Linked DNA regions of Homo sapiens: regions 1, 2, 3, 4 and 5 are each linked to region 6. The links are chromatin contacts, found by Hi-C or POLR2A ChIA-PET in ENCODE. All regions are on one chromosome and are shown on one strand. Each heading gives the region's core, a stretch centred on a gene start or an enhancer-like site at or near the end of the contact. The rest is flanking DNA. Distances are from core to core; before and after follow the strand shown.

Evidence for each region. A loop is a pair of places that touch in the nucleus more often than their neighbours do. ChIA-PET counts read pairs that join two places held with the same protein, here RNA polymerase II (POLR2A). Pooled maps may share reads with other maps.
Region 1: a pooled map shows a loop between it and region 6 (6-fold over the local background). The contact joins the enhancer-like site here to the promoter of JAK1 in region 6. A Hi-C loop is called at or near these places in 4 of 37 single-sample maps with no recorded cell type and 5 of 50 pooled maps.
Region 2: a pooled map shows a loop between it and region 6 (7-fold over the local background). The contact joins the enhancer-like site here to the promoter of JAK1 in region 6. A Hi-C loop is called at or near these places in 7 of 37 single-sample maps with no recorded cell type and 6 of 50 pooled maps. POLR2A ChIA-PET finds 5 or more read pairs at or near these places in 1 of 52 experiments (OCI-LY7).
Region 3: a map with no recorded cell type shows a loop between it and region 6 (9-fold over the local background). The contact joins the enhancer-like site here to the promoter of JAK1 in region 6. A Hi-C loop is called at or near these places in 8 of 37 single-sample maps with no recorded cell type and 4 of 50 pooled maps.
Region 4: a pooled map shows a loop between it and region 6 (2.4-fold over the local background). The contact joins the enhancer-like site here to the promoter of JAK1 in region 6. A Hi-C loop is called at or near these places in 2 of 50 pooled maps.
Region 5: a loop to region 6 is called in a pooled map, with 4 times the contacts of the local background. The contact joins the enhancer-like site here to the promoter of JAK1 in region 6. A Hi-C loop is called at or near these places in 4 of 37 single-sample maps with no recorded cell type and 3 of 50 pooled maps.

Annotation. Positions count from the first base shown.
Region 1 is chr1:63,891,819-63,895,441 of GRCh38, forward strand. All of the region lies in intron 1 of ROR1 (receptor tyrosine kinase like orphan receptor 1), which reads left to right. Among named protein-coding and RNA genes, the nearest start is that of ROR1, 120 kb to the left of the region's middle. RefSeq lists a silencer at 1,323-1,492. Within about 2 kb of position 1,378, at least 15 of the 41 ENCODE cell types and tissues checked have a DNase peak (open chromatin) inside an H3K27ac peak, as active enhancers do.
Region 2 is chr1:66,373,067-66,376,496 of GRCh38, forward strand. It overlaps PDE4B (phosphodiesterase 4B), which reads left to right. Exons shown (of 17, transcript NM_002600.4): 17 at 1-1,508. Among named protein-coding and RNA genes, the nearest start is that of SGIP1, 160 kb to the right of the region's middle. RefSeq lists enhancers at 215-264, 1,211-1,390. Within about 2 kb of position 1,290, at least 8 of the 41 ENCODE cell types and tissues checked have a DNase peak (open chromatin) inside an H3K27ac peak, as active enhancers do; they include OCI-LY7, where a contact is called at or near this core.
Region 3 is chr1:66,394,074-66,397,907 of GRCh38, forward strand. No RefSeq gene overlaps it. Among named protein-coding and RNA genes, the nearest start is that of SGIP1, 140 kb to the right of the region's middle. RefSeq lists an enhancer at 3,230-3,409. Within about 2 kb of position 2,505, at least 5 of the 41 ENCODE cell types and tissues checked have a DNase peak (open chromatin) inside an H3K27ac peak, as active enhancers do.
Region 4 is chr1:66,347,843-66,351,654 of GRCh38, forward strand. All of the region lies in intron 8 of PDE4B (phosphodiesterase 4B), which reads left to right. Among named protein-coding and RNA genes, the nearest start is that of SGIP1, 180 kb to the right of the region's middle. RefSeq lists an enhancer at 2,387-2,436. Within about 2 kb of position 2,474, at least 24 of the 41 ENCODE cell types and tissues checked have a DNase peak (open chromatin) inside an H3K27ac peak, as active enhancers do.
Region 5 is chr1:66,437,492-66,441,109 of GRCh38, forward strand. LOC105378776 (a long non-coding RNA gene) reads left to right here. Exons shown (of 3, transcript XR_947467.2): 3 at 1,949-2,162. Among named protein-coding and RNA genes, the nearest start is that of SGIP1, 95 kb to the right of the region's middle. Within about 2 kb of position 1,665, at least 6 of the 41 ENCODE cell types and tissues checked have a DNase peak (open chromatin) inside an H3K27ac peak, as active enhancers do.
Region 6 is chr1:64,964,853-64,968,456 of GRCh38, forward strand. JAK1 (Janus kinase 1) reads right to left here and starts at 1,697. Exons shown (of 25, transcript NM_002227.4): 1 at 1,481-1,697. RefSeq lists a silencer at 1,042-1,921.

The sequences.
Region 1 (3,623 bases), core at 128-2,627, 1.1 Mb before region 6:
ACCCTAATCCTGGTTCTCAGACCTTTGGACTCAGACTACATTATACCACTGACTTTCTGGTTCTCTCACTTGGCTTTTGGAGATGGCATATTGTCGGATTGCTCAGCCTCCATGATTGTATGACCCAACCCCCATAATGAATTTCTACATATATATATCTTCTTGGTTCTGGTTCACTGGAGAACTCTAATTCAGCAAGTCAAAGGAGGAAAGTATATTCACCTTTAGTTTGTCCCTACTACTTAGTGATTTTATTCACTTCTACTTTAATTCAATAAGCATTCATTAATTCACTTCTAATGGACCATGAATAGTGCTAGGTGCTGGAAATGCAAAGATTAATGGACTATGATTAAGACACAGTTCATTTCCTTGAATCTCACAATTGAATAGGGGAAAAGGTACAAGGAACGGTTATACTATGGTGCAAAGATAGATGTGTACGGGGGAGCTGGGCACTTCGCTGCATCTGGGAGGGCAGAGGAGGCTCTGAAGGAGATGATAACAAATTGGATCTGAAAAGATGAGTTAAGAATCTGTCTGACCCAGAGGTTTCATGGGTCTTTAAGCACATTAAGGAGACTTGAGTGTGGTTTATAAGGTATGATTTGTACAAAAAGCACAAATCATATTCCTGTAAACACTTGAAAGTATCACAGTTTCACATCCATGTAGTGAGCTGTAACTATGTTTATTGTATATTTATTGTCTATTTTACAGATGTGAAAGCCTGAGAAGGCAGATAGATAAATGTTACTTGCCCTAGGTCACCAACCAGTGATTAGCCACTGAGGACTGAAACCCAGTATTTTTTTTCTTACAGTAAAACCCATGCTTATGGAAGTCCATACTGGACAGCAGTCTTGGGTTTGGCTAAGCTCTGCCACCACTAATGAGCCCTGTAAACTCGGACAAGTTGCCAACCTTCTCTAAACTTAGGCTTTCTCATCTGCAGAGTGGAGGGAGTAGGACTTGAGGCCCTTCTAGCTATGCAGTCTGTGATTTCTAGAGACAGAACAGGGAAGGGCAATAGGGGTGACAGGAGAGACCAGAAGCTGCCGTCACAAAGACTAGCTTTATGGCAAGCCTGTTTCCCAAAAGCACAGGCCCTTCAGTGGCCAGTGAAACTGATGTGTTTGGATTTATCAAGTAGCTTTGCCAAGGACCAGCTGGCAGAAGAAAGCAAAAAGCAGCACGGCAGATTTAAAGATGAGTTCATTTCTATGGTGTCAGCCGCAGAGGGTGCGGTTTCCCTGTCTCTAGAGTGGTGGACACAGTCTACCACTGTGTTTCTTCGAGGGGAGATTGTGCATGTTTCTTCGAGGGGAGATTGACTGTGTGCTTAGGCAGTAAACATCTTCTGGGCACAGTGTCACTGGGAGGATTTTTGTATTGAGAGGGCAGTGAGGCGTGAAACCTCAGACTCCTGTGGTACTTCCTGCTACCCAGTGATGTCAGAGGCTTGCTGCTCACAGTCCCCAGCTTAGGGCCCTGTTTCTCCAGCTCTCTGCTTACATCATGTGGGAGAGGAGCAGCAGCCATGAGAAAACCTAGCTCCTGGAAGTGCAGAGATAGAGACTGGGATAAAAGAGGGGGGTAAAAAAAGAATTCATTAAATTTGGCCTTGAAGATGGTTATTTACTTGTTTGCTGTGCTTGCTAATATGCCATATGAATAGAAAAGAGGCTGATTTTTGATGACACCATTTCAAGAGTATCCTTCATGATGTCCAGGTTAAAAGGTTTTTGTGGGTTTCTTAATTTTGTTGTTTACTGACTGGGCGTGGACATATGGACTCTTATTTTTTTTCTGGTTGCCTTTGCTACATTTACAGGCTTCCGTGTTTCTAAGAAACGAAGCAGCTGTCTTTTCATCAATTAATGGTATCAAAAGTATCGGTAATCTCTGGATGGTGCTATACAAAGTGGGTCAAGAGATATACAGTGGTCCCCCCTTATCTGTGTCCTGGGAATATGTTCCAGGATTCTTGGTAGATGCCTAAACTGCAGATAGTACCAAATTCTATATATACTAAACATGAATTTCTTTTTCCTTTTTTACAATTTCATGCATAGAAGATTCATTTTTACTGTAGATCTTAGTGACCTCAGCATACGATTTTTTTCTTTCCTCATTAAGTCAAGATCTTTTTCACCTTTTCACTTCAATCTTTTACCTTATCACTTTATAGTTTATTGGCAAATCCAAATGCCAGCATCACTACTCTTGTGCTTTTGGACTCTTAGTAAGTAAAATTAAGGTTACTTGAACATAAGTGCGTGATATTGTGGCAGTCGATCTGATCACCAAGACAGCTACTAAGTGACTCATGGGCAGGTAGCATAGAAAGTGGGAATATGCTGGACAAAGGGGTGACTCACATTCTGGGCAGGATGGAGCAGGATGGCCCAAGATTTCATTATGCTACTGAGAATGGTGTATAATTTAAAACTTACGAATTATTTCTGCAATTTTCCATTCCATATTTTCAGACCATGGTACCTTGGGTAACTAAAACCATGGAAACCAAAACTACAGATAAGGGGGGAGACTACTATATTCTAAAAGTTTATAAGAGAAAGCAATTTGATGGTGATATCAAATGCCATTGCATTGATCTCTGCAAAAACCCTTCCCATTCATTAATGCATTCCTCATACATAGACATATAGCCTCCCATCATCTTCACACACCACAGACACCTTACATTTGTGCACTTGATTTTTGTGAAGCTGATGTTTATACTGATCATGTTCAGGATGGGGCTCCTGTAGCACAGGGGAGGTTTTTGGGACAGGTGGGTAAGAGAAATATAAGGAAGGAAGAGCAAAAAGGACTTGATTCTTTATTGTTTATACACCAAAACCACTGCCTTATGCATAATCCCTCCTTCTGGGCACTGGGTAGTGAGTTGGCAAAGTGAGAAAGACGAAACTGGTAGTTACAAATATTCTACAAATTGTTAGAATAAACACTGGTTTTCATTTGAGTTGGCCATTAGGTTGGAATCTGCTTGGCCAAAAGGTCAAAACCCTTTCTTTGGCAAGAGTGATGCATCTTAAGTGTACTTTATTTTGCCAAGTAGACTAAAGACCTTCAAATCTTTGACAGAGGTGTGGGAAATCCTACAGCACATGTTTTCTCTCAGTCTAGAAAAACTCCTGGACGTGGATTACAGGAGCTTTTAGATCTTAGAATGCTCTTTATAAAACATATTTGGATGACACATGACATGGAGAAAGTTATGGCATGCTTGTGTTTTATGTAAGTATGTGATTTGATCAGGGCTTAGAAAAGTTTATCAAGCTTTTTAGATATAATTTTGTAATCTCTCAAGATAGAGATGGCATTTAATGGCGGGATAGTTGGCCAATAAAGGTCACTGGACAATTTAACAGAATGTTGCATTCTTGTAATATATTCTTGTTCTTCTTTGAACACAGGACTATTACTCAGATTTAGAAATACTAGTTATCTGCATTTTTCTTCATTGTCTCTGTTAGACAGTGGGATATAGTATTGTCTTTAGTTTGGCTACACTGCTGGGCTTGAAACTGTGGGTAAAGGCTAACACTCACTTAAGAAAATAAACCATGTATCTTGGTTTCATGAAGAAGATGGTT
Region 2 (3,430 bases), core at 40-2,539, 1.4 Mb after region 6:
CCAACCTGTGTGCCTTTTTTGTAAAACATTTTCATGTCTTTAAAATGCCTGTTGAATACCTGGAGTTTAGTATCAACTTCTACACAGATAAGCTTTCAAAGTTGACAAACTTTTTTGACTCTTTCTGGAAAAGGGAAAGAAAATAGTCTTCCTTCTTTCTTGGGCAATATCCTTCACTTTACTACAGTTACTTTTGCAAACAGACAGAAAGGATACACTTCTAACCACATTTTACTTCCTTCCCCTGTTGTCCAGTCCAACTCCACAGTCACTCTTAAAACTTCTCTCTGTTTGCCTGCCTCCAACAGTACTTTTAACTTTTTGCTGTAAACAGAATAAAATTGAACAAATTAGGGGGTAGAAAGGAGCAGTGGTGTCGTTCACCGTGAGAGTCTGCATAGAACTCAGCAGTGTGCCCTGCTGTGTCTTGGACCCTGCCCCCCACAGGAGTTGTACAGTCCCTGGCCCTGTTCCCTACCTCCTCTCTTCACCCCGTTAGGCTGTTTTCAATGTAATGCTGCCGTCCTTCTCTTGCACTGCCTTCTGCGCTAACACCTCCATTCCTGTTTATAACCGTGTATTTATTACTTAATGTATATAATGTAATGTTTTGTAAGTTATTAATTTATATATCTAACATTGCCTGCCAATGGTGGTGTTAAATTTGTGTAGAAAACTCTGCCTAAGAGTTACGACTTTTTCTTGTAATGTTTTGTATTGTGTATTATATAACCCAAACGTCACTTAGTAGAGACATATGGCCCCCTTGGCAGAGAGGACAGGGGTGGGCTTTTGTTCAAAGGGTCTGCCCTTTCCCTGCCTGAGTTGCTACTTCTGCACAACCCCTTTATGAACCAGTTTTGGAAACAATATTCTCACATTAGATACTAAATGGTTTATACTGAGCTTTTACTTTTGTATAGCTTGATAGGGGCAGGGGGCAATGGGATGTAGTTTTTACCCAGGTTCTATCCAAATCTATGTGGGCATGAGTTGGGTTATAACTGGATCCTACTATCATTGTGGCTTTGGTTCAAAAGGAAACACTACATTTGCTCACAGATGATTCTTCTGAATGCTCCCGAACTACTGACTTTGAAGAGGTAGCCTCCTGCCTGCCATTAAGCAGGAATGTCATGTTCCAGTTCATTACAAAAGAAAACAATAAAACAATGTGAATTTTTATAATAAAATGTGAACTGATGTAGCAAATTACGCAAATGTGAAGCCTCTTCTGATAACACTTGTTAGGCCTCTTACTGATGTCAGTTTCAGTTTGTAAAATATGTTTCATGCTTTCAGTTCAGCATTGTGACTCAGTAATTACAGAAAATGGCACAAATGTGCATGACCAATGTATGTCTATGAACACTGCATTGTTTCAGGTGGACATTTTATCATTTTCAAATGTTTCTCACAATGTATGTTATAGTATTATTATTATATATTGTGTTCAAATGCATTCTAAAGAGACTTTTATATGAGGTGAATAAAGAAAAGCATGATTAGATTAGTCTGTAGGCCCACTTATTTCACAATTAGTTCTGACATATGAAAAGCAGATCTTTCTCTTCTCTTGTGCCATTCCCCACAAAGAAAGCCAACCACTGTGTCCAGCCAACATCACAACTGAAGTTTCAGAATCTATGTCCAAAAAGTCCCCTAGTTTGGAACATTTCGCTTTTTTCTTAGCAACTGTTCACCCAGCTCAATGATGCAGGAAGGGGGTTGAGGAAGGAAAACAAAACAAAACCACTTTGCTCATCTCGAACTATTTCCTTCTACCTCTTTAAGAGTCTGAAGAGTTTAATCTACTAGATAAATAAGGGAATCCCCAACTTGGCTGAGTCCTCTAGAAAAGTGAATCATAGATTATAGAACATTAGTATAATGCAGTCAGAGAGTCCCATTGATTCATTTGACACATGAAGAATCTGAGGTCCAAAGAGTCATCTTAAACCACAACCCACAGAGCATGGGTGGACACTCAGGGTTTTCTCAGTGATCCATGCAGCCTCTTGTTGGTCATATGGCTAGGATTTTCTTTCTGGAAAGAACTTTTTATATATAAGAAAAATACTTAATGCTTTGTTGAAATCTTAAAGTCAGCATTTTAAAATATTTTATCCTGAGAAGAGTGTGTGTGTGTGTGTGTGTGTGTGTGTGTTTATGTGTGTGTTTGTTGCAGAAGGTTGCAAACAAGAATCGGTGTTGGCCCATAATAATTTAGCCACAAGGGAGTGCTCTGTGAACCAGTAAGATGGTCTTCTCTAAACACAGCTGAAATTAAGATGAGCCGACATTTCAGAACCAGCTTGCCTGCTAGTTGCAGAGCTATTTCCAACATTTTCCATCATCTCTGATATCTGATTGTGCCTCACCATCTCTGAGAGTTTGAAAAGGAGCAAAATAAATTGCTTACAATAGCCAGAGGTGTGAGTTTTACAATGCCCAGAGCTAGAAATATTTGCAGGTTTGTTTTCTACTGAGAAGAGGTTCTTAATTAACCCTTATTGCAAATAAGAATCATGTGGGAAATACATATATTTAAAAACACTTGTTTGGGGCCCATCCTCCTCCCAGATTTCTGATTGAATTGATCTTGGGCAAAGCCCTGGGCATCAGATTTTAAAAATTTCCCCCAGGCTGGAGTGCACTGACATGATCTCGGCTCACTGCAACCTCTACTTCCCAGATTCAAGCAATTCTTGTGCCTCAGCCTCCCATATAGCTGGGACTACAGGTGCATGCCACCACACCTGGCTAATTTTTTGTATCTTAGTAGAGATGGGGTTTCACCATGTTGCCCGGGCTGGTCTCGAACTCCTGAGCTCAGGCAATCTGCCCACTTCAGCCTCCCAAAGTGCTAGGATTATAGGCACAAGGCACTGCACCCAGTCTCTCCCTAGGTAATCTTAACGTGCAATTGGAGTAGAGATCCACCGCTCCAAAACAGAGAATCATGCCTGCAGCTGAGGTGTTCTTTCACCCCCACTGTCTTCAGATATTCATTGTGAACTCATCATGGACAGCATATTATGCCCAATATAGCTATTTTAAACAGTAAATTTTGTTATATCCTGGTTTTATCTTACTGGCTGACTTCTAACTAACTTTTAGGTAAGATGAAACTGCACAGTTTCACTAGTTTCCTATACGGAAATCTCAAGAACCAGGTCAGACCTCAGGCATCCAAGCTAACTAGACCCTTCATGAGTGCAGAAACCATGCCTAGTACTTTCTCCTCCTGGCACAGCGTTCATGCTCAGACATTTGTTGCATCAATCTGGATGTTGATGATGTAAAATTTCAATTAACAGGAAGATCAGAAGAATGCACACTCTAGGCAATTTAACTTTCAGCTTTTCTCACTTAATTGCAATAATCTGTTCTCAGATGTCTCCCCACCCAGCACTGAACCCTCTCCAAG
Region 3 (3,834 bases), core at 1,255-3,754, 1.4 Mb after region 6:
CCAAAAGAGGAAGCAGCAGAACTTTGCTCAAAAGAGTTATCAGCTGCAGGGAGTCTCCAGAAATGCTGAAAGGAGGCCTGGACAACAACTGCTTGACTGAGCACAGCCAGCTCTGTTCATGGATGACAGACATGCTTCGGTGGCCAGTGAGCTTAGAAGACAGAGGCCTGTGTTCACGTCCCAGCTCTGCCACATCTATAGTGATGGGCAAGTCATTTATCCTCTCCAACTCTCAGTGTTCTCCACTTTCCCTGTCAAAAGGGCATAATAATGGTCTCTATTTCATATGGCTATTGAGACAATAAAACAATTTATTGCATAGAACATTAATAATTCTGAAGGATTGTTGTTAACTTTTTAATCTTCTTCTTTCATCTTCCGGGGACCCAGATCCATTATTTGTATTTGTATTCCAAGAGAAGAGGAACGGGTATGTGAACAGCCACATATTGGGTCACTTTACATGAACTACCCTCTGAATTCTCCCATGGGCCCCACAAGAAGGGCATTAAGATCTCTCACGGGCAGAGAAGTTGAAATTCAGAGAAGCAAAATCACCTATGTAATATCCCAAGCTAATTTAAGGCAAACAAGTAATTCTGTCTACCCCCAAACTCCTGCCTGTCCACCAACCAGACTGCCTTCCCCAGCTCAAATCTCCACAACCTGTTAGTGCCACCTGCCCCTGTACACCTGCTGCCACGGGAACAAGGGTCCCATCCCCTCAGGCCTCACGCGGACCGGGAACATGGCCTTTGTTTTACTGGCAAAGCTGACCCAGGCCAGGACACAGCCAGATCCACCATCCCTGGGCTCGGGACTATTGTGGGTCACAGATATCCCTTTGACAGTGAGATGTCACACCTGGAACCCACTACCTAGCAAAACATAAGAATTTGGAGTAAAACACCATTTTTAAAAATCTACATGTGCCTTTATCCCACAGGGAGTTCCTGAGGCTTCAGGGAGACTTTCAGGGGTCCAGAGAACCCAGAGGGATAAGGGGCTGGGAGTAATTTTAATGGTGTAGGATCTCATAGGATGGAGTGAAGTGGAGAGTTGCGGGAGGCATTTTTACACTGCTTATCCCACAACACTCTCTAATATGGTTTAGCCCTTTCACCACACAAAGTAAGAAGCTGACGGTTAGACACACAGGGGAGAGGCTGCTTCATATGGCAGAAAGAGCTGGGACTGCCAGTCCATGAGATGTTTGTTACAGTTCTCATTTCTTTACTTATTTTGCTGGGTGATCTTGGGCAAGTGGCCTAGCTGCTGTTACAACACAACCACAATGATAACTGCCATTCATTGGGTGCTTCCCAAGGGCTAGGCCTTGTCCTAGCCTCTGAACGTTTATTATTGCATTTCCTCTTCACAATAACCATAGGAGGTAGCCATGATTTTCTCCCTTTCGTGGATGAGGGTTGAAGCATGCTGCAGACTCAAAGCCCCTCCCCAGGGCTCTACATCTACCGTAAGGCCACCTTGGGCAGACACTTCTCCTTTATAGAGCAGGGAGCCTCTGACAATGCAAACGTCAATGTCAGATAATTTTTTTTCTTTTAACAATCGTCACTCTGGATGATGCTGGGGTGGTGTGTGTGTGAGGAGTGTTTCCTAGAGAGACATTCATGACAGTTCTTAAGGTCAGGGGCGGTATGGCTGGAGCCACATTTGTGAAATTTAATCACCAAGATTCCCCTTCTTTCAAAAGAGTAGAGCTCCTTCTTCTCCTTTCCAGGCTCTCTGTTTCCGGAGCTTTGGGCTTTACTCTCTAAGAGTTTCAGATGTGTTGAAACTCTGTAGAATTCAGGGGAAATCTTGCTGGGTCAGAGCCTGCACAGTTATCCCTCTGGGAGTTTCCAGCTTTGTGTGGGCTCAATGTCAACAATTTTTGTTCGAGAAGCTCTAGAGCTGGCCAAAGGCCAAAGTTACCCTGGCCAGGTTGTTGGTGAGAAAACTTAAAGGTTATACTTCTATAAGAAGAAAGAGAAATTGTCTTAGCCACAGGCAAATGACAAATGTGTACAAGGGTTTTACATTTGCCATCTCATTCAGCTTCCACACGGGAGACAGGGGATAGTATCCCCATTTTAAAGAAGAGAGAATTGAATTGGCCAAGGTCACCCAGATAATAGTAGAATTGGGAGAGATTTTTCTTTTCAAAACCAGCTCTTCATTGCCCATCGTTCCTTGCTAATTCTCCAGCTGAGACACAGGATCATGTTGCAGTATAAGAACATACCAGACTAGCTGGGATTAAATTTTGGCCTGACTGTGGGCTAGTTACTTAATCATTCTGAATCTCAGTTCCTCATGCATGAAATGAGGCTGAAATTACCAGTATTTGCTTCACAGGGCTCTTGTGAGTTTTCAATGGGTTAATATGGGGGAAATCTTAGAACAATGTACATGACATAGTGTCAGCTATTTTAATCATATAACTTGATTTAAGAAATGCACTGTTGTTTTAGCAGGTATATAGTGTACACTAGGGGAAGGAAAATAATTCTCAGACAACAAATCAGACTCTGTGCCGGGTGGGTGCTTCAGACTCATAACTCATTTAGAGTGTTACCACAGTCCTATGAGTGAAGCACTTAACAGATGAGGAAACTGAGAAATAATGTGCAATGTGACTAATGTTGCTCAGCTACAGAGTATTCGAGCTGGAACACAAACCCCAGGCTGACCCTAGCACTTCTACCTTTCCCTCTGTCGTGGTGTCCGACGCCACTGGATGGAAACGAAGCAGCCCAACAAGAAAGCATGTGCTGGAAAACACATATATGTGACTAGAGGACCACCAGGGAGGGAAGGGCTGCCATCTTACTAACGTTGCCTTATTTTACAAATAAGTTATTTCCTGACCTAGTCTTCTGTACATTTAATTGTGATTAATACTGAAAATTAAAATGCACAAAGCACAGAGGAACCTGGTATTTCAGGAGCCTCCTGTAATTGATTCAGAATTTGAAGACATTCATCTGTATTTGTTGTTTATTGTCTTCCTACTATGTGCTGGATCTGAGGGTTAGAAGGTTAATGGAGGAGTGACACAAAGATTAAATAATGACACACTGAATGGCATGTTCACTAATGATGATAAGCACCATTAAAGACAGCTGGATGGAATTTAAAGGGGTAGATGGTAGTCTGGTCTGATCTAGCCAAGGGCCCAAGAGACAGCATGCAAAAGTCTAAAGGAAGAAGAGAAGGAAAGGATAAATATCACAGACAGAAAGAAAAGCATGAGCAAAGGCTTTATGGCAGAAGGAGCATAGACTATTTGAGGAACTGAAAGATTCTCTCTGTGTCTAGACCACAGAAAAAATGGGTTAAAGAAGTTCAAGATGAGGTTGGAAAGGCAGGAAGGGGCCAGAGTATGCAGAACACTGGTTATCATATAGAATCGGTCTTTGTTCTAAAAGGATGGGGAGGGATTCAGATAAAAAAAATTAAGATTTTTTTACAAGGGCTGTAAAATTGCAAGTAATCTGTTTAGGTTATGATTAACACAACATCATATCATTGTATTATATACTAACATATGGTTAGTATCCATCATATTGTGAAGGTATGACAAACAGCCTTCAACTTACATCCAATTCTGAGGATAATTAATGGCTATGGGAATAATGTGTTGAGACTCAGTGGGTATATCTGGATCCAGTAGGAATGAATACTATTATCCATTAACAATATAGGCCTGTCCAGGCACAGTGGCTCATGCCTATAATCCCAGCCCTTTGGGAGGCTGAGGGGGGCAGATTGCTTGAGGCCAGGAGTTTGAGACCAGCCTGGCCAACATGGTGAAACCCTGTCTTTACA
Region 4 (3,812 bases), core at 1,224-3,723, 1.4 Mb after region 6:
ATTTAAAACAACCTAAGAGGTACTATAGACTGAAAATGGAATTAACTTCTTAAAGAGAATCATGACCAATACGTAAGGGTTATGAAAAGAAAGTATAATATTTGAGTGGTAGTTTCCCTGTTCTGTGTAACTACTTTCATGTCAGATATGAAGGTCCTAAAACATAGGTGTTATTTTTCACTAGTCAGGAAAGGACACTAGACTGGATGGTCTGTGGGTCTGATCCACAGTAAGTGTTCTGATTGCTGAAAAATACTATAAGTTGTAGAGCTTCTAGCTGCGAAATGTTTCAAAATAAACCTTTGTCATCTACTTTGGAATCATATTAATGCCCTGTGGCCTTAGAATTGACTCTAGAAGCTTTCAGTTAAATATTAGCCGTTATACCTGTACAGAAAAAGTTGTAGAAAGGCTTAAAAGGAAAAACAAAAGAGTGACTGAATAATGTACCTTGATTCCTTGATTTTTCTCAGTTACTATGATGATTTTTGTCATCTGTTGAAAAAGGTTTCTGCTAAATTTAATTATCAGATCATCATCTCAAATCTTCAAAGTTCCTTTTTTTGTCTTTCTCTATTAACAGACAAATTAAAAGGGAAGGATCAAGTATATGAAATGAAATTGTGATGCTCCAGGAACAGTTTTAGGTCTTACGTTTCTCATTGGAAGAAAAGTCCTCTGTCAAAAAGAAAATTTTGAAAAGTTTAAATTATCTAAAAATATACAGTGCCCCTAAACTTAACATATATAATGAGTGTATGGCCTGGAAATCCAATCTCTTCATAGGCTATTTGCACATGCAATATCAGGACCATACTTACAGTTAAAAAAAAAAAAAGATAAAGAAAATTCTTCTTTATCTGAAATTCAAATTTAACTAGGTGCCCCGAATTTTTATTTGCTAAATCTGGCAACCTTATATATGTGGAAACATAATATAGTTTATAAATATTATATATATAGTTTAAAATGCATAGTGAATGTATCAGTCTTTAGGTATAAATAGTTACAGTATCTTTTGTCCATTTGATTACATCACTGCAGCAACTTTCAGAGTTGAGAGAATGTTGGATCATGAGAAATTGCTATAAACATTCTTATGGGAATCACTTTGGGTCTAGGAAACGTCAATTTTTTAGTGTTCCAATAATGTGTGTTATATCATCTCTTGAGAAGTTTTCAGAAATTCTGAGAAAAATGGACAGCAGAAAAGGGTTAGATAGATAGGAAGAAATATGTAATAATTTGGGGAGCTGTTCAAGCCCTAATCTCATTTAGGAGATTAGTTATAGAGCAGCTATATTCAAATTTGTTTGATCTTTTGATATTTTTCAATTCTGTATGAAGGCATTAATGGTTTTTCCCTGCTTTGCCTTTTAATATGTCACTTGAGCAGAGACTTGTCCTCTAACTAGCAAGTAGAATTGATTCTATTGTTGCTTCATCATAATTTTTGATGCAGAATAATGGTAGATATATTCATGCTTGTTTTTCGTTGTATACTTACCTATTGATTACTACGTTGCTGAGCAGTTAAGACAAGAAGCACTCAATTCTAACATGTTTAGAAGAGTTTCTTTCTGATTTGGCACATGGACAGTGAGAATGATCTCACTGTGTTTGTTCCCTGGCACACCAAAGGTTTGCTGCAGATGTTAGTACAGCAGAACTTGTTTGCTAAGATGACCCATTATGGAACACTAGCTGATTAAGCAGACGTTAATGGACAATTGCATGTCCATTATTACTTCTTTGACCATGTTACCAACTCAATTCAATTGCACTTGCTTTTCAAATAAGACAAACCTGTCAATAAAGAAACTGGACATCAAGTTTCAAATGATTGGTAGAGTTTATAGGGAAACACAAAAAGGAGGGAAGAGATGAGATGCACATTGTCAAATAATCTGAAATGTTAAGAATTGTGGAAATTGTTAGTTTCATAAGGAGTTTTAGACAAGCACACTATATCCCTCATTCTGTTTATTTCTTTTTCATTTAAAACTTAGATTTGCTTTACTTCTTTGGGTCTTCATTTCTTCCCATGCAAAATTCCTGAAAGTCAAAAGGAAGATTAGAAGCTAGCCATTTTACCACTAAAGAAACTGAGCCCCAAGAAGTTAATTCAGCTTACCCAAGATTACATATTTGCTTAGGGCCAGAGCTAAGACAGGGACAGACTCTGTTTACTTCATTTCTCACTAAACTGTACCACTGCAGTTTCGACTTCTTTCTACCACTGAAGGCACAGAATGCACTGAAGGCATTCTGTGCCTTCAGGAGGAATTTTCAGCCCCTTCACTTTCCTGATGCCCGGGAATTCTTTTTAAGTTATGACTAACAAAGTATAAAACATGAGTCAAAAGTTAGTCCCTAATAAAGTCATTGTGACTTTAATGACTTCGGCAGTTGTTTCATTCTGCAAAAACAGGAAGATCCCACACAATAAGGCGCCTGTCTCACAGCTGGGCTCCTGCGTAGACGGCCACCCACAAGAGTAACTAACTGCTGGGGCTGCCTTCCTCTCTTTGACACCTTTTTATTCTCTGTTCTTACAGTTTTCTCCTACTGACCTCATCCTGAGGTTATCCATGAGAGGAAGGTACCTGCTTTAGCTAGTCTTTGATAGGGTGAAGAATAGTTTTAATCACTTAGGAGTCACTCCTAAGTGATTTTCAGGTCACCCTCAACAGGCCTAAATTAGTCTTAGAAGAAGCTCTTTCATGGGCTTTATACTAGCTTCCTGTGTTATCACTATTCTGGACTGTTTTATTCTCAAAAACATAAAATCCCCAAATTTTAGATTTGAGAAGAGCCTGCGATCATTCCAGTTCACTCCTCCTATGTGATTAGTTTAACTAAGAACTCATTACCAAGATAGTGCCTATCTTGCCTGCGGATCTTTGCATAAAGCTCAAACTAATTCTCCCATGAGAAATATAGAAAAGTGAAGAAGTGTCCTATCACTTCAGAAGAAACTGGCTCAGAAGAAATAATCTCTGTATGCAGTGTTAAAACTAAAGAAAAATTGAAGCCATCAAACAAAATGTTCCTATCAAGTGTAATTGAATTTTAGCTTTTATTACCTATTCTCTACTTTTAAAATAACTTTTCACTATTAAAGGAACTTATTCCAAAAATCAGACAATTTTATAGAAAAGGTATATTCTAGGCCAATAATATTAAATCACATATCTAGAAAATATACCTTCTTCCCTTTTCAAAAAATAGAAGCAATTTCTAGCAGTGTATGTGAATCTAATGTTGGGCATAAGCTTAAGAAGGCATCGGAGGAATTTTTTATTAGAGTTTATTCACAAATTTTGCTTGTCTGTGTTGAAAAGGGGCATTGGCCATTTCCTCTGGGGACATTATTTCTAGGTAGGCTGTAACAGGGTTTTCCTGTGAAGGCAGATTCTTAGGGAAAATAGTATCTGTGTACATGAGATGGTAGAGACACATTTATCTTTAAAATAATGTGTTCCTGTTTGTGGATTTCTCTACTGAATTTAATAAAGTAAATAATGCCCATTTCCTTCCAATCCAGTAACTCCTTGGGACACAGTTTTACCCAGGAGCTATTTTACCTTCGAGTCTGGATGAAACGTGTAACTTAATAAATAGATTCCAAAAGTCTTACACTATGAAACTCTGAGGGATGATAAATGCTTCCCTTCCTTTGTTATGGTCTGAAGCATTTTCAATTTGAGTTGTTTTCCTCAGTCATGTAGAGGGAGTTTTGTTTTCTGGGAAGTCTTGGTTGCTGGTAAATAATGTGTCCAAACTGTAGGAGGCAGCCACAGAATTTATCA
Region 5 (3,618 bases), core at 415-2,914, 1.5 Mb after region 6:
AATTTCAAATGTTGCAAATCTTCAAATAGTTGTAAACAATGGTTTTAATTTTTTAAATTATCTTATTGTGGGAATGAAGGTTCTTGTTGATACACACCACTAGGAATTTGAAACAATCATCATTAAGAAGTCTTACTCAGAGTTTTGCATAGCTATTTTGAATATGGTATCTGTTGGTAAAAAGATATGTCAATGGTAATAAGTTCAAATTTCTAATTTTTTAAAATTATTTTATTTGGAACCTTTATATAAATTTAATATTTGATATTTTTCTAAACATCTTGTATTTTATTTTTCCTATAAGGATATAAATATAAAGAGTGACAATTTTTTTCACTGAACTTTGTTGAGCTATTCCCAGATCACCCTCCAGGTTTTGTAGAGAAAACATTTGTACAAAACAAAAAGTTTTTCTATGTGTGGAAGATGTGACAAAGATTGCCTACAGTGTTTTAGGGCAGTGGTTCTCAACTGGGGATGATTTTGCTTCCCAAAGGGCATTTGACAATATTTGAAGACATCTTCTGTTTGTCACCATTGGGGAGCTACTTATGGTGTTTAACAGGCAGAGGCCAGGAATGCTGCTAAATACCCTACAATGCACAGGAAAATTCTCCATAAAAAGAATTATCAGACCCAAAATGTCAATAGTGCCAAAGATAGAAACTGTGTTCTAGAGCCTGTCTCATTCTTATATCCTGATTCAGAATTATAAATGTTCTCATAGTGGTTGGCAATAACGGATGTGGCCAGAAATGGCCAGCTCTAATCTCCTAACTGCATCTATAATAGCAGACCCTGTAGGCAAGCAAAATGTGGGGCAGGACTTCCTATAGGCCTCCTTGAGATGGTATGCATTTCAAAGCAGCAGTTGTGTAACTTTTATGGCTACAAAGTTAGTACACCCAGGTGAGCATCTTCTTCTCCCATTTTATTTTTTTTAAATATCATATTCTAGAAATGACATTTTTGTTCCATTGGATTGTGACTCATGTTATTTTTCAACAACGCCCCTTCCTCTAGCCCCAACTCTGGATCTCACCATGACTAGCCTGGCTGGGATGGGTGGCCCAAAAGGCAGAGATTTGCACTGAAAATCTTTTCAAATCATTCCCTTCTCCTTCCCGTTCGAATTCGAAAGGGGAATTCAAATTCCTTCAAATTTATTTCGGAGTCGAAGTCATCCTATTGTTTGGCATTAATGTGCTACTTCTAAGACTAAACAAATCTTCCATATCCTTCCTCTCTGATGCACTCATCCTCTTGGTTGTTTTGTTTTGTTTTTTAACACGTCAGGATGATTCAAGTGACTAGGGATTAAACCAGTCTGGACAGCCATACTCCTTTATCAATACGACTCCTACCACTCCTTCAGTCAATTTTTACAACAGGTTCACATCTACCATCTGGTACCAAGAGCAGGTTTAATGGAGCATCAGACACTTTTATTTGTCCTAGGACTTAACAGAGGATTGGCAATTCTATTAATAAATGTACCTGGATAGAAGAAAGATCAATAGATCTAGGGTCTTTGTTATATAAAATTAAGCAAGTTATTCAGTCATTAGAGCCTCATTTTGCTCATATAAAAGAGTAGTAGTGACGAGAGGGCTGCTGATTTTTCCCCAACTTAAAATGAAAGAAAAAGCACTGAGAAATTTTGAAAAGCATGTCAGTATTAGGAAATGCACACTTTCATGGTATTGACTCATTGTTAATGTATCATTTATACTGAAATGAGGAAGTTGGGTTTTACAGTTGGAATCAGGAACTAGTTTACATCCTTTGCAGGGTTTAGAGGCCCTGGAAGATTATGGTCATCAGCGTGACCTGGATAGCGCTTTAATGCTGGCAAAAACAAACCATCAATTTATTTAAGAAATACATATTAGAAACCTAGTATGCTCTTTGTAAACAAATAGTACAAAGTTTTTTTTCTATTTTGCAGAGGAGAAAGCTGAAGCACCAGATGGTTAAAAGGACTGTTCAAGACAGCCTTGCAATTTTGACCAAGGAAGAAAGCTGAAGAGTGCTAGGGCAAGAGAGGAACTACGTCCAGAACAATTCATAATTCCAAATTCTCACTTCCATGATTTCAATGCTGAATGTGTACTTCTCTAGCTAAAAATACAATTGCTTAAGTAAAATCATCATTATTTACAGTCTTGCTGAATTGTGGTGTTGTTATTAACCAGAAACAACAGCTTAAGTCATTGTGTTTTGAAATACTTGATTTATTATCCTGATTGTTTGAAAATGCTACCTGAAATTTTTCCTGGCACTTTTGAGTCATTCTCACCAGGTACACACATCTGGTGTTTCTCCATGACACAGTAGCTGTTCCCCCTTTAATTTCTTTCTTCTTCCTAACAGACACTGGAGTTATAATATCAAACTTCCATTCATGATGAATATTTGAACTACCATGGAGACTGAGAGTCCAGGGAAGAAAATATGTCCTGTTGATATGTATCTCAATGCATCTTCCTTTCTATCTTCTTCCTGGGGCAGCCTCACATATAATTCAGTTAGGAACCCCCTAAATCCTGATCCATGTTGGGAGCCCTCTGAAACTTCAATGTGCATTAAACTCTCAAAACTTCCCAGTCTCTGAAGTTCCTCAATTGTTCAGCATTCCCTACTTGAAAGGCAGAGGACCACATCCTCAGGTCTCCTTTAATTGCATTTACCTGAGACTTGAATTCACTAATTAGGTATGTGGGTGTTTAGACAAAAGACAGAAAATTAGAAATGTGTTTGGAGAACTGGCTGCAGGTTCTGTACTAGCACTAAACTCTGTATGTTTGCAATATTTGATATTTTCAGTTTTTTCTATTTTTAGCCATAATAGGTGAGTGGTGGTATCTCATGGTGGTTTTAATTTGCATTTCATTGCTGATTGGTGATTTTGATAATCTTTTCTAGGTCTTATCTAATCATTGATGATTTTAATCATCTTTTCTAGGTCTTATTATCCATACATACAACTGCTTTGATGAAGTGCACTGAATATGTGTGTGTATATATCTATATCTATATCTATATATATAGATATATATATGGTCCTAGATTTCTTAACAATGGGGGTACATTTTGAGAAATGCATCATTAGGTGATTTCATCATTATGCAAACATTGTAAAGTGAACTTACACAAACCTAAGTAGTATAGCCTACTTTACACCTTGGCTGTATGGTATAGCCTATTGCTCCTAGGCTACAAACCTGTACAGCATGTTACTGTACTGAATCCTGTAGGCCATTGTAACACAATGGTAGGTATTTATGTATCTAAACATAGAAAAGATACAGCAAAAACACAACATTATAATTCATAAGACCAATGTCATATGTGTGGTCATTGACTGAACCATTATTAGGTAGCAGATGAATGACTGTTTATATATATCACCTCTCTCTCTCTATATATATATACACATACACACTTATAAGTATGTATACATATATGTGCATATAGGAATGTACACTTATGTATATACATATGTATATGTATGTATACATGTATGCATGTATCAGTTTGTATACATATATGTACATACTTATACATATACACATATGTACACATAGGTATACATGTGTATATAGGGAGAGAGTGAGT
Region 6 (3,604 bases), core at 447-2,946:
AAGCATATTGTACCAGAAATGTCTGGAACCCTGGTGGTCTCCATTAATCTTCACCACAAAGTACAAAAGAACACATTGATCCTTCAATGAAAATAATCCCCTGGTCTTGGAAAACATCAGAGTCACCAAAAGCAAAATCAAGAAACAACACATAATGGGGTTTTGGAAAGGGAAGAACAAAGATTCAATCAATACGAATTGCTCATCTTAAACAAAATCTACTGTGCCTATACCCATATTTAACTCAAATCTTTTCTTCAAAAAATAAAAAAATAGCCAAAACCAAACACGCCCTGATTTACATCTCTCTCTGCATTATTCTCATCACTTAACTACCCATGTTTTACTCCCTGAAAGAAGTAATGACAATTTTATACCACTGTAAATTCCTGCCAGTGAGAGAAAAACCCTATGACTTGGGGGGAAAAGTGTCAATGACATGTATAGCGATGTACTCAACCAGGGGCAGAAGGCAGCTCACAGCCACGTAGTAAGAAGAGTGGCAGGAAGGACGGGGTCCCCTTCCCCAGGAACACACAGGAAATCATGGAGTGCAAACCCTCCAAAAAACGTGTGCACAAACACCTGGCAAACATCGCATCTTTTATCTAGAAGTTCCGTGGTAAACACACATCCAAGGAGCCCACATCCCAGGGACCCTGGGGAGTGACTTTGGAGGAGTGTCTATTAGTCCTCCGATGCTCCCGGTCGCCGACGATGCGCGGATGGAGTTGGAGTGAGGGAGCCAGAGACCAGCCCCAGTTTCGGTTAATCAGTCCCTTTCCAGTGGGATTCGCAATTCCCCGGGTAGTTCTCTCCCACTGTTCCCCTTCCCTGGTCCTCTCGCCCAGGGTCTCCTTTCCCACTTCTCGCTGGCTACCTGAGGCCTGGTTCCTAACAGAACCTAAGAGGGGAGGGGGCGTTTCCCGAGTTCGCGGACGCCCAACACCCAGCTCCAAATCCCAGAAACTTTCCCTCGCTGAGACCGCAAGGAAGGAAAAAAGCTAAGACCCTCAGCCTCCTTCCTGGGGCCGAAGAAGAAAACCTTTCTGCGCTGCCACCCCGGCCGGGAGCTGGCGGTCAAGTTCGCGGTACAAGGAGCTAGGGACGTCAGCCCTCCAGCCCGCGCCTGTATCTCGGGGTGGTATAAACAGGATGTCAGACAGCGCGCTCCGGGCTTGTTTATGAAAACTTGCCGTGCGCGCTGGGGGAGGGGGCGGCCTGGCTTAACCGCTCTTCTCCCGGCCGGGGGCCCCCGCCCGGCGACCTCCTCGCCGCCCGCCGGCTCCGCGGGGCTGGAAATCCCCGCCTTCCCCGCCCGAGCCGCGGGGTCCTGAGCTGCGCTCAGGAGCAGCCCGGGCCGCGCAGCCTAAGGACCGACCAAGAGCGGTGGCCGCGCCTCCGGCCAGTCCGGGCTGCGCGCCCCTCGCCTGCCGACCGCGGCCGCCCCGGCTCCTCCACCTCCCCCGGTGACACTCACCACTTCCGTGTGCGCCTGGGCCAGGCAGCGCCCCGTCGCTGCGCTGGCTGGGGTCGACCGGCAGGCTCGCTAGGCGGCCAGCCCCGCGGGGCCCCAGCGTGCGCGCGCCCAGGGCTGAGGAGGGGTCGCGGCGAGGACAGCCGGGACTGGGCGCAGGCCCGCACTGTCTGCAGCTCCAGGATACTCCGCGGCCGCCGCGGCCTGCGCTCAGCGACGCACCGCCTCCCGTCCCGCCCCGCCCCGCCCCGCGGCCGGCCCCACCCCCGTGGCCGCCGGGCCCACCCCCTCGCGACGTCACCAGCGGCAGCCCCGGAAAGCGGGGCGGGGTCGCGGTCCCGGCGGAGACTCTGCGCCTCCGGCCTACCCGCCCCGCCCCCATCCGGCTTCGCTCGCGAAGCTGCCCCCACTCGTCTCTGTTCACCGCGTCCTCTAGATTCTAGAATCTAGAAACTCATCTAGGACGCGAGGTCATCTATCGCGGGGAGTAAAATTGCCAGGATTCGCCCGTAGATTGACCCCTCCCAGCTCTGGAGCCCCCTCCGCCACACCTTTGTGCGCTCGATGCAGAAATGCATCCCGCCTCCTCCGTATACGCTCCGCTTCTTACCCCAGCTCAGTAGGAGAGGAGCTAGTGGAGCACTAGACTAAAAAGAATTTAACAATACAGCCCCCAGCTTGGACAAGCTACTGCAGATCCAACCCATTCCGTATTTTAAAAGCTCTTTACGAAAAAAAAAAAAGCATATGCATAATAGGAATTAGAACTACATTCACTGATACCTAATGCATGTACAGCGCTTTTCATTTTTTACTAATAACCTCTCAAAGTAGTAGCATCATCTTATCCATGAGGAACAAATTAAGTCTTTAGTGTCTTAATCAAGGTCACACTGTAGCCAAGATTCATACTTCGTAGGCAGTCCACGGACAAATCCTAACAATTTTATTTCCTTAGGTATCTCTCCAATCAGTTCACTTGTCTATGTTCCGGCAACACGGTCCGAGCTGCCACCATCTCTCACCTGAAGGGACCACGAACATCTCTTAAATCGTCACTCCATTCACTCCAGCCCCCAATTAATTCTCTACAATGAACTTTTAAAAATTCAAATCTGTTCCACACACTCCCATGCTTAAAACACTCCAGCGACTTCCCCCTGACAATCCCTGGATGAAAATCCTCCGAGGCCGTGCACGGTCAGAATTCTGCAGCTTCAGGGCTGTGGACAGAGGCTGCCCCACCTGTGCTGACTTCACTAACCCTGCTGGACAGTTCCTGATCACTTGAGTTACTGCAACTGAAACTGAGCAAGATATTCTGGGTGTGGAATAAAGTCAAGCATCCGAATTAGACTACTGAATTTGAGGTTTGGCCTCCACCAGTAACCACCTGTGTTGCCCTAAACAATTCTTAGTTGACTCAATTCTCAGTGGAGCAGCAGACAAAAGGATCTCCAAAGTGCCTTCCAGAAGTACAGAAAAGAGGACCAAAGAAGACCGGAGATCAGAGCAGACAGGGAGGCAACCCGGGTTGCCTGCATTGTGGGTGTTTGTGTGCAAGTCTTGTCTCATCTGCCACACTCTGAACAACACCTCAGGGCTGTTTGCATCATTTTCTTCACCTGTTAAATAGGGATAATGCCTTCCTTAAAGGGGTTTTGCTGAAGGTGAACTATGATAATATAGCCCACATGGCATGGGCTCAGGAAGTGGTAGGGGTTTTTATTGAGCTGGACCATAAAGAACAGGTGAGACTGACATGAAGGGAGACAGAGACGTGAAAGAACAGCATTTCAGGTGAGGATGTAAAGAAAAAGGAAAGTCAGGAAGGCAGCAGTGAACCCATTGTGCCCACGAACGAATCTGGCTGTTCACAGGGTGGAATCAGGGGGAGAGGGCCTGGATTCAGTTTAGATCTGTTCGTCTATAACAGACATTGTGCTAGGTGATGAAGATTCAGAGAAAAAAAAAATAGACTAGGTTCCTGACCTCTGAATGCTCAATGCAGTCAGAGAGACAGGCAAGTAACAATTCAGTGATTCCCGGTCCTGTAATGGTGATCACAGAAGACAGTCACCCAGCCGAGTCTGAGGAAGTCAGAATAAGCTTCAAGTAGCCGACAGG